Regions from separate parts of the Homo sapiens genome. Here region 2 is linked to region 1. The links are chromatin contacts, found by Hi-C or POLR2A ChIA-PET in ENCODE. All regions are on one chromosome and are shown on one strand. Each heading gives the region's core, a stretch centred on a gene start or an enhancer-like site at or near the end of the contact. The rest is flanking DNA. Distances are from core to core; before and after follow the strand shown. Region 1 has its middle 13 kb from the start of SMCR2. Region 2 overlaps TOM1L2 (target of myb1 like 2 membrane trafficking protein).

Region 1 (5,363 bases), core at 201-2,700:
TGGGATTACAGGCATGCACCACCAAGCCTGGCTAATTTTGTATTTTTAGTAGAGACAGGGTTTCTCCATGTTGGTCAGGCTGGTCTCAAACTCCTGATCTCAGTGATCTGCCCGCCTTGGCCTCCCAAAGTGCTGGGATTACAGGCATGAGCCACCGCGCCTGGCCATTTGTTCCTTTTTATTGACAAATACTATTTCCTTGTCTGGACATACCGCATGTTGCCTCTCCATTCATCAGTGGATGAACAATGGGCTGTTTTCACCAGTGCACTTGCCTTGGAATCCACAAACTGCAAATGGCAGTGGCCTTGCCCATCCCACCCACACCGCTGCAGTGCGCGGCCTGCTCGTTGGGCCACAGATACATGAACCTCCACCTGCCTCAGGGCCTCTGCACTTACTGTTGCGATGCTTGCGATGCTCTTCCCATGACTCTGGCCTCCTTCCTCAGAACCTCTGCTCATAAGTCACCTCTCTGACCACCCTGTCCTCAGTTTCCACCCCATCACTCTCTGTGCCCTCCTCCTGCTGTTCCTTCTCCCAGCACCCACTGGAGTCTCTGGTTTTGTTTGCTTGTTTGTGTATTGTCCATCTCCCACCAGACTGGAGACTGGAGACCCTCAGCGGAGGAAGTCTCTGTTCATGGCTGTATCCCCAGGGCCTGACACAGAGTGGACTCTAAATATGAGTTGAGTGAGCAGCTGCTGGTACAGGATCACAGGAGGATTAAATGAAATAGCGAGTGTGAGTGCCCTTTGCAACCTGCTGTGCTTATTGAGGGGGAAACAGGCTGAGAAAGGTGCAGTGACCAACCCAGGGCCACCAGGTCAGAGCGATAGACACCCAGGCCTACACCCCTCCCTGGGCCACCCTCCTGTCCACCCTGCCTCAGGGCCAGCGTTCCTAAGGCACATTACACACACACACAGCCCACAGACACCCAGACCGCACACACAGCTCAACACCACACACAGACAAACGCCCTCAATGCAGACATGCCCAGCCTTGCACACACAGGAAGTCCACACACAAACACCAGCACACTGCCTTGAACACGCAGGAATAGCATTCACACGCCCATCCCCCTACACAAACACACAGGCCACACCCACACGCCAAAACACACCCCCAGCGTCAGACCTTGATGACTGACAGCCCAGGACTCCAGTGGGCTTGCGTCGCCATAACAACAGACGGCTCCGAGTCTTGGGCTGTGAGTGTGGTCGGGCTGTGAGTCACAGCTGCAGCAGACGCTCCGCAGAGCAGGAGCAGCCTGGCCCAGTGCGGACTCCCCAGTGCCAACCTCTTATGGACGCAGAGTGGACCCTCTCAGATGGGTGTGCAGTGTCCATTAGCATTACCCACAGGAGGGATGTGGCCCTCAGGTGTCCCCTGTGTGCCACACACTGGCGTGCGCCCAGAGCTTCACACACATTTTCTTGCTTAATCCTCGTGGTGTCCTCACCAAATCAGTGTGGCCAGGGAGACCATTTTACAGATGTTGAAACTGAGGTTCAGGTAGGGGAAGTCCCTTGCCTCACTCAGGTCACACAGTGAGTCACCACCAGGCCTGAAATTTGAATTCAGGTCTACTGAACCATGAAGGGTCCTCTTTCCACTGCCCTGAATCCAATCCAGGGGAGCTCCCAGCTGTGCACACCATTTCCAGACAAGAGCAATAGATTATCAGCTCTCACTTGCACCAGAGTTGGTTCTGCCCTTGTAGAGCTCCCTTGGTAGGTAGTGAGATCCCCATCATGAGCAGCATCCAAGCAGAGACTGTCATAGCTGCTATGGAGAAGCATCAAGTATCAGGGGACAAGGGGTTGGACCAGACGGCCTGGCTTTGAGTTGTAAATGACAAAAAAAATTATTGGCAAACAAAACAGGAATATAAAAGCTTCAGGAACAGCTGGATCCAGCTGTCAGATGTCATCAGGAATCTTCTTCTGGATTTCCCCTTCCTTGGGGTTCACTTTCTTCTCAGAATAACCTTCCCTAGCCTAGGGTAGACCTCACAGCTGCAGGCTTACATCGGTCGTGGCCCCCAAAAGCAAGCTTAATAGATGTTTGTCAGATGAATGCTAGAAGCATGATAAGGTTGCGGGTCTCAGTCTAAGTAAATCCCAACTTGACCTCTGGGAGTCACTCTGAGGAGGCGCAGTGCTCATTCCTGTGTGCCAAATCCCATCATCTCTCAAACGTCGTATGATTGAGTTAGATTGTACTATGCACTTCACAGACATTAACTCATGGAAATCCCAGGCAGCCCTATGCAGTGGTCACAATCTCCATCTCATGGACGGGGACACAGGGTCCCAAAGAGGCAAAGTGTGGTACCTGAGGTAGGGCTAGAGCCACACAGTGCCTTACCAGGCTGAGATCAGGAGGCCGTACCTCTGAACGAGGGCAGGACTGTTCTTCACAGGCAGCTTTCCTCCAAGGAGGCAGAGGACGGCACTGGCACGTTCACTCAGCAGCCAACATTGGCAAGCACCCACTCTACCCCGTGGCCCGGGGTGCCACTGCCCATGGAGCTTGGAGGTGCCAACTGCTGCCAGTGACCTTGGGTAAGTCATTTTGTGCTTGATCCTTGCATCCCCATCTGTAAATGGGCAGGTCACCCCACTCAGAGGGGCAGAACTCATGTCAGTGGTTGAACGCTTCTGGCAGTACAGCCCAATAGAACTTCCTATACCAGGTCCCACAGGGTGGCCACACACCGCTCCTGAACACCAGAAAGTGACTAGTATAATAATAACAATTTTAAAGGCCGGGCGCGGTGGCTCATGCCTGTAATCCCAGCACTTTGGGAGGCCAAGGTAGGCGGATCACAAGGTCAGGAGTTCAAGACCAGCCTGGCCAACAGAGTGAAACCCTGTCTCTACCAAAAATACAAAAATTACCCGGGTGTGGTGGCATGTGCCTATAGTTCCAGCTACTAGGGAGGCTGAAGCGGAAGAATCGCTTGAACCCGGGAGGTGGAGGTTGCAGTGAGCTGAGACCGCACCATTTGTACTCCAGCTTGGGTGATAGAGTGAGACTCTAAAAGAAACACACACACACACACACACAATTTTAAGTTTTATTTCTTTTAAATTGATTGAAATGTACCTAGCTACACGTGGCTAATGACAACCATATTGAGCAGCAAAGCTCCAGGGTTCTAGACAAACAGCAGATATTAATTTTGGTTTTGTTCTGTTTTACTAACCCCACCCCATGCTCCAGTGCAGGCAGCCTGGTCCCTAGCTTGTCTCAGAGAGCTTTGCTGGCCTCCTTTGCCAGACCCGGTGGCCAGACTCATCATGGCCTTGGGACCTTTGTGTGGCTCTGGAGAAGAAAGAAGCTCCCAATAATGGCTGAGATTCAGTTGCCCACCAGCCAGCAGGATAGGGGCTTAGAACAGGATGTAAGATGATTTAAAGAAAAAAAGGGGCTGGGCGTGGTGGCTCATGCCTGTAATCCCAGAATTTTGGGAGGCCGAGGAGGGTGGATCACTTGAGGTCAGGAGTTCGAAACCAGCTTGGCCAACATGCTGAAACCCCATCTCTACTAAAAATACAAAATAATTAGCCGGGCGTGGCAGCCGGCGCCTGTAATCCTAGCTACTTGGGAGGCTGAGGCAGGGGAATCGCTTGAACCCGGGAAGTGGAGGTTGTAGTGAGCCGAGATCACACCACTGAACTCCAGCCTGGGTGACAGAGTGAGATCCATCTCAAAAAAAAAAAAAAAGAAAAAGAAAAAAGGAAGCTGGCTGTTTCTGGCACACCTGGGTTTTCCACTGGGTCTATACCAGGTGCACAAGTGCCTACTCCCCACCTCTATACCCGCACAACCCACCACGTGGACATGCACCAAACACACCCCCCAGCTGTGTGTGGACACAAGCAGCCAACACATGCTCTGTGGCTTACTCCTCCCATGCTCCTGGGCCTGGGCTGAGGGTCCAGCAGTTCACAGAACATCCACGTGGTCTGGGCTTCCAGAGCCTGTCCATCCTCCATCCCCTCTACCTGCCCAGGATCCCCGGGCCCCTGCTGGCCTACAGGAGTAAATGGCCACCTGCACACCCTACACACTCACGCCCAGCTCTGGATGGACATGAGGCAGGGCGAGGTCTGGGCGGTAGCCAGGAAATCCTAAGCTGTGAGTGTTCGTTCCCTGTTGCTGCTGTAAAGAGTTACTACACATGTCGGGGCTTAGAACAGCAGAAATGATTCTCTTGCAGTTCTGGAGACTGGGTGTCCAAAATCAGTATCACTGGTCTCGAGTCATGGCGTCTGTGGGGCTGTGCCCCCTCGGAGGCGCCAGGGGAGAACCTGTGCAGGGCCCCTTGCAGCCTCAGCCAGCTGCCCTGGTGATCCCTGGCTGTGTTTGCATCACTCTGGTCTCTGCCTCGGTGGCCGCGCAGTCTCCTCCTCCGTGCTTGTGTTGTCGAGTCTCCCTCAGCCTCTCTCTGTTGTGGACACTAGGGACAGCATTTAAGGAACCCCTAGATAGCCCAGGATCATCTCCTTATCTCAAGACCTTTAACTTTGCACATCTGCAGGAGCCCATTTTTTGGCTGTAAAGGGGACACCCACACGTTCCAGGGATGAGGACCTGGATATCTTTAGGGGCCATTTTTCAGCCTACCATCATGAGCCGCAGACACTCCGTGGCCAGCTCCCAAACTTAGCTCTGGCTGTGGGGCCGGGTACAGTGACAGACCTGAGACCCCATCAGCGCTGACACCATAGGCCCCAAGAGCCTGTGACCATGGCTGGTGAGAGCTCCCCAGAACAGTGGGGCTCTCAGAGAAGTAGAGTGAGGAGCACAGAGAGACGGATGGGTAGGTCCTGGGAGCAGGAAGGTATGAATTCAGGGGAGGCACACCGTGGCCTCCAAGCTGGGCCTCCACAGTGTCTCACTTCATCTTCCCACAGCCCTTGACAGATTAGGAAACCAAGGCTCACAGAAGCAACAGCTAAGTCCTCTGTGCAGCTTACCTCTGAACGGCCCCACAGAGAAGCTGTTAGCAGCTCCAAGTTACAGGGGGAGGAAGTGCCTGCTCAGAGGTGATGTGACTTGCCCAAGGTCACACAGCAACAGGTGGCAGGGCAGAAGCATGAGCCCTCTGGCTGACTCAAGCACCCACCTTCTTGGTGCCTCACCAGGTTCCCAGAAGCCAGAGGGTGAGCTGGTTTTGGAGAATGACCAGGATTTGGGGAAATGGAGAAGGAGGGTAGATGAACTTTGAGAGCTGAGTGGATCAATGGGATTTTTTTCTGGCTTTGGAGGGAGGTGACCTCAGCGTGGGGGTCAGTGTCTCTGCTATTGGGCAGGTTCCTCCTCTCAGGGGCCCCAGAACAGACTCCAAC
Region 2 (5,582 bases), core at 2,028-4,527, 280 kb after region 1:
AGCCCCAATCCTGGTCCCAGGGACCCAGGGCAAGTCACCTCCTCCCTGGGTCTCTATGGGATCCAATGCAAAGCTGAATTATACACCTTATTATACCATCTCTAAAGTCCACCAATGATGCCATCATGCTCCAAGAGCCATTAGGACATAAGGAACGAGGTCACAAGTGATGAAATACAGTTGGCAAATCAACCTAAAAATATTCAACCTCAGCAGGAATTACAGAAATGAAAATTTAAGTGAAATGCACTTCCACCTATCAATTTAGCAAATTCTGAGGAATGACTCACACTGGTGGTGCCTGCCTTGTGCAACAGTCTGAACTGGTCTCCCAGAAGGGAGGTCTTCCCCTCCTATCCTACCCAGTCCATCCTCCACCCAGCAGCTAGTGGCTTTTCTGGAATGCAAATCTCATCATGTCACTGGCCTGCATTTATAGCTCCTTTACGGTTTCCCACTGCTGTTAGGACAAAGTCTACATTCTGTCACTTGGCCTCGCTTGCTCCTGCCCTGTCTTCCTCTGCAGCCCATCTCTCTCCACCCTCCCTTCGGCCTCTGGCCTTAGCTCCCCCAGGCGTGTGCCCTTCAGCAGCTCTGGGTTTTCACACATTCTGTTCTCTCTGCCTGGATATCTAGGACAGTCTCTCCCCACCATCCTATCTGCTTCTACTCTTGTTAACATTTAACACCTTCAGGATGTGGCCTAAAACCCTTCTTCCAGGAAGTTTTCCCCAACCCTGTTCCTCACACTAGTGCCCCTGCCCCAACCTGGGCCAGGTTAGGTGGGGTCTCCATAAAAACTAAGCATATGTAAAGCAATATAAATTTTTTGGAGAATAAGAAACTTAAAAACAAGCATACCCTTTGACATGGTAATTCTATTTAAAGGAATTTATTATATGTAAATAATCTGAAATGCAAAGATATAAGCCCTAAGATGTTTATCACTGCATTAATTATAATAGCAAGGAAAAAAAGAAAAGAAATAATCTAAATGTCCAACATTAGAGGAATGGTAACATGAAATGCAATGTATTCATCCACATAAGGGAATATTATGTAGTCATTTAATAATGATATTTATAAGCTGTTTTTTAATTAAAAATGATTATTCTATATTAAGTGGGAAAAACAGGGCACAAAATTGTACTTACAGCATTATCTCTGTAAAGAAAAATGTTTTAATAATACAGGAAGAAAATACACCAAAATGTTTATAGTAGTAACCTTTGTGTAGTGGGATAATGAAAATTTTTCTCTACTTCTCTACATTTCTTTCTGCTTTCAAATTTTCAGGGGAAAAAGGCTTTTTAACAGTCTAAGTTCAACCTCTTTGATTCTTCCACATTGTTCTAAAGCTGCCTCATACCATGAGGGCTCAGAGTTGAACTGGCCTCTTGTACCCTGCCGTGCTGACCTCCCACGATCTTTCTGCTTAGGGTCTCCTGACCCATAGCATGTTGTGACAAATGCCAGGGGAGCAGAAAGAAGGCTGGAGGCCATCTGTCCCTGCAGCCCCAAAGGATAAAGGAGAGCAATGCCTGGCAAATTGTCCCTACTCCAGTGGTACATATTCCAGAGTTATCTGGCAGGCTATTCAACATGAACCCTTCCTCCCACAGAAGTGATGATCATAAAAGCCTAATGAATTCCCTCCTCCGGTTTTGTAACAAGCATTCTACTGTAATCCTATTCAAGGAACACCGACATTTTTATTTTTATCTTTGATCAGAGTCAACCAATAAGGAAATGGTAGCCTGTGTGCCAATATCCACCCCTGATGAATAACCAGCCATGATCAATGCCTCACACCTGGGTCCCATCAGGCTCGGATTAGGGGACTTTCACAGGTAAGAATGGTGAGGGCCAAAGATCTGTAGCAAATGAAGGCTGTCACATATGAACCAGATGAAACAAAGGTTCTTTCCTGCCTTTTTGTGTCACCAGTGGGGGAGGGCCTTTCCCAGTGATTGAGGACCCCAAGTCATGCAGGCTTTGCGTCACCTGCTGGTATCATGTGCTCTCAGCTCATGAGCAGCTTTCTAAGGCTGACAAACTGCTCAGCAATGACACACAGCCCACATGCTACAGTCTCTTTTCCTGCAGGCTGTAGGAATGAGAAAGTGCAAGGATAAATGACACTAAATAATGCAGAGGTGAACACCACTCATGCAAGAGCATAACAAAGTACATTTGAGAGAGCTGCACAGTGGAGGGGGGCATGTGGAAAGGTTAGCACTCCACACTGGGCTCCAAATCATAGCTCTTAAGCTTAAAGACAGCTCCCGCATTGGTCTCCTTCATGTCTCACCAGTCCACCTGCATCTGACACTGCCTAATAGAGAACCACACTCCATTCCTGCCACTCACAGAAAGGTCTCCACTGATGTCCACACAAAGGCTTGACTGGGATTTTGCCATACGGTGGCTCTGCTTTGGAGGGCTCTCTCCAGAACACAATGCCACCAAGAGCAGAGACCTCCCTCTGTGTTACTCCCTCTCACCCAGCGTGGTGCAATGGGAAGAGGAGAGGACCCAGGACTACAGGTAGAAATGAGAGGGAGGCAGTTAGATCCAATTAAGCAAGTCATTTTCATTTAACTGGAGAAGAGACCAACGTGGGATGTGCTGCCTATGAGATAATGAGTTTTCCATTACTGGAGGTATACAAGTCTGGGCGGGTAGCCACCTGGCAGGACGTTCTAGAAGGGGTGCCTGCTGTGCCTAAGACCTTGCCCTCAGCAACCCAGAGAGCTCCTTCTACCTCTTAGACCCTTGGTGCCTTTGATTTCACTGCAGTGGCCTGAAGCTGCCTTCTTCACTGGTAACATAAGGCTGACAACAGTCCCGCTCTGACTAGGATGTTCTATATAATAAATGACTACCAGGAGAGGCACTGGGGAGGAATACAGGAGCCACTCAATCCTCCACTAGAGAATGGAGTGACGACGTGCTCTGGAAAAAGCCAATGAGACTCAAGATAGGCATGAGGTTACAAATCTCTCCAGATTCCACTTCTACCCACATACTCATAAATGCACAGGGACGCAACCCAGCAGGCAGATAGTCACAAACCAATACTACCTAACCTTTACTGACTTATAATATCCTACATGCCTTAACTCATTACTTTATTTAATCCTCACCATGAGGCAAAGGTTGAAAGGGTTTTTTTTTTTTTTTAATATTTTGTAAAGAGGTCTTGCTAAAGTGACCGCCCCACCTTGGCCTCCTAAAGTACTGGGATTATAAGCATTAGCCACCACACCCGGTCTAGGTCGAAACTTATAATTCTCACTTTCTATACACTGGGGTGGGGCCGCCCAGAGAAGCTAAATGACTTGCCCAGACACACACACAGCAAGCAGTGGCACCTGGACTAGAATTCCATTCTGTCTGACCTCTGAACCCAAGTGTTTCACCAATAAGTTATAATGCAGCTACTCAGTAATGGGATGAAAAGGATAAAATGAAGAACCTTGATATACAGACAGCCTCTAAGTAATTTGTTTCTACCCATTACTGAAGTATCTTCCATCTGAATTAAACCTTTGCAAAGAGAGGCCAGCCCTCTCTAGTGTGACTTTCTCTCCCTAACAGTGCCTAACTTTTGGTGTTGAGACGAATACCAGGCAAAAAGTTGGCAGCTGGCTTTTAGAGTTGAAAAGAACCTTAACTTTCATCTGATGGGAGGCCTCCCAGATGGGCTGTGCCCAGCCACTGCCCACAGTCACCTCACTGTACTTGTGATAGACCTTAGCAGATTCTATTCAGTCTTAAAAAATATATGACATTATGAGACAACTAAAAATTTTGAACACTAGTTGGATACATGATAGGAAATTACATTTTAAAAGTACAATCACAGTATTGTGATTGTTTCTAAAATGAGTCATTTTCTTTTAGAGATACATATTGAAATATATGCTGAAATAATATGATTTGGGGGACTTACTTCAAAATAATATGGGCAGGGTATGCATATTGACAAAATCTAATAGGTCATGAGTTGATAATTGTTGAAGTTCTATAAAGGGTTTGTAGAAGTTCATTATACTATTCTACTTTTGCATGTTTAAAATTTTCTATAACACAAAGTTTAAAAAGTAAATTTGAAGATAAAATTGACACATTCAATATTCTTAGAGAAAAGTTAAACATAGGGCAGAGATTATAAATGTAATGAAAGTATAAGTAAGGGAAAGATTCAAACTCAATAAACACATTTGTTGAGTCCCCATTATGTAGGAGGCTCTGTAGTAGCCTCTACTTCCTCATCTATAAAATGGAAGTGTTAAGAATTCTGCTTTGGGCCAGGTGTGGTGGCTCATGCCTGTAAATCCTAGCACTCTGGGAGGCCAAGTCGGGAGGATCACTTGAGGTCAGGAGTTCAAGACCAGCCTGGCCAACATGGTGAAACCTCATCTCTACTAAAAATACAAAAACTAGCCAGGTGTGGTGGCGGGTGCCTGTAATCCCAGCTGCCTGAGAGGCTGAAGCATGAGAATCACTTGAACCCAGGAGGCGGAGGTCGCAGTGAGCTGAGATCACGCCTCTGCATTCCAGGCTGGGCGACAGAGCAAGACTCTATCTCAAAAAAAAAAAAAAAAAAAAAAAAAAGGAAGAAGAGTTCTGCTGCATAGGGTTGTTACTCAGATGAGATGAGCTTATACGGGTCAAGCACTGATAAGAGTGGCTGGCATATAGCAAGAGTAATCAATAATTGGTAGCTTTATACAACCCTATGCAATAAATACTATTAGAATCATTTTACAGATGAGGAAGATGAGGCTCAGAAAAGTATGATAACTTGTCCAAAAAGTCATGCTGCCAATATGAGGGAGAATTTGAATTTCAGAGTCAGCACTGCCCCCACCCAGCTCAGGGATGGACTCTGGCATGCCATAGCCAGGAGAGAGTCCTGTGGGTGCAGAGCATGGAGAAGTCAGGCTTTCAGGGAAGAAATGAGCTGTGACTCCTGAACAAAGAGCAGGAATAAGGTAAGCCTGAAAGAATGAAGGAAGAAAAGCACTCAAGACCCTCAGCAATGCCATTCCGATGAAGTTCAAGGCAAATTCTTTTCCTAATTAAAGGCTGGTCTCCACAGCTGTCATTGGGGTGACCTCGCTAATTCAAATAAATAGCCACAGGGTTTCAAAGGGAACAGTTTTAACTCTGCTTTCCATAATAAGGATTCTGGATTACAGCCCAAAGCTTTAGCTAGTTAAGTGTGTGGGTCAGTCTCATAAATTGTTTTCTTGGCTGGATCCCAAGAAAGCCAGACTGTCATTCGAGCAATGAGGTGATTGGTTTTGCATTCCTACCCAAAAAGGAGGCTTCTCTATGATGCTTGCAAATCATACTTGTAAGATTTGTACCATTGGGATTCTCAATCTTCTGCTAAAATCTGTTCTAGTGTTTTCTTAGGGGAAACTACACTTCTGAAGATGGCTGTCCAGAGATAGCACCCCAGAACAGAGCTACTGGAGACCATTTCTCCAGTGAACAGGTGGAAGGGTCATCTCAGTAAGAAAGGCTTCTACGTTTGCTAACTGCCCCTTCTCTGAGAACTTTGGGGAGGG

Evidence for each region. A loop is a pair of places that touch in the nucleus more often than their neighbours do. ChIA-PET counts read pairs that join two places held with the same protein, here RNA polymerase II (POLR2A). Pooled maps may share reads with other maps.
Region 2: a loop to region 1 is called in a pooled map, with 2.2 times the contacts of the local background. The contact joins two enhancer-like sites. A Hi-C loop is called at or near these places in 3 of 168 maps with a recorded cell type or tissue (GM11168 and heart left ventricle) and 3 of 50 pooled maps. POLR2A ChIA-PET finds 5 or more read pairs at or near these places in 2 of 52 experiments (B cell and endothelial cell of umbilical vein).

The regions. Positions count from the first base shown.
Region 1 is chr17:17,662,326-17,667,688 of GRCh38, forward strand. No RefSeq gene overlaps it. Among named protein-coding and RNA genes, the nearest start is that of SMCR2, 13 kb to the right of the region's middle. RefSeq lists enhancers at 778-867, 1,358-1,497, 5,150-5,363. Within about 2 kb of position 1,451, at least 4 of the 41 ENCODE cell types and tissues checked have a DNase peak (open chromatin) inside an H3K27ac peak, as active enhancers do.
Region 2 is chr17:17,935,599-17,941,180 of GRCh38, forward strand. All of the region lies in intron 1 of TOM1L2 (target of myb1 like 2 membrane trafficking protein), which reads right to left. Among named protein-coding and RNA genes, the nearest start is that of TOM1L2, 34 kb to the right of the region's middle. RefSeq lists an enhancer at 3,332-3,421. Within about 2 kb of position 3,278, at least 2 of the 41 ENCODE cell types and tissues checked have a DNase peak (open chromatin) inside an H3K27ac peak, as active enhancers do.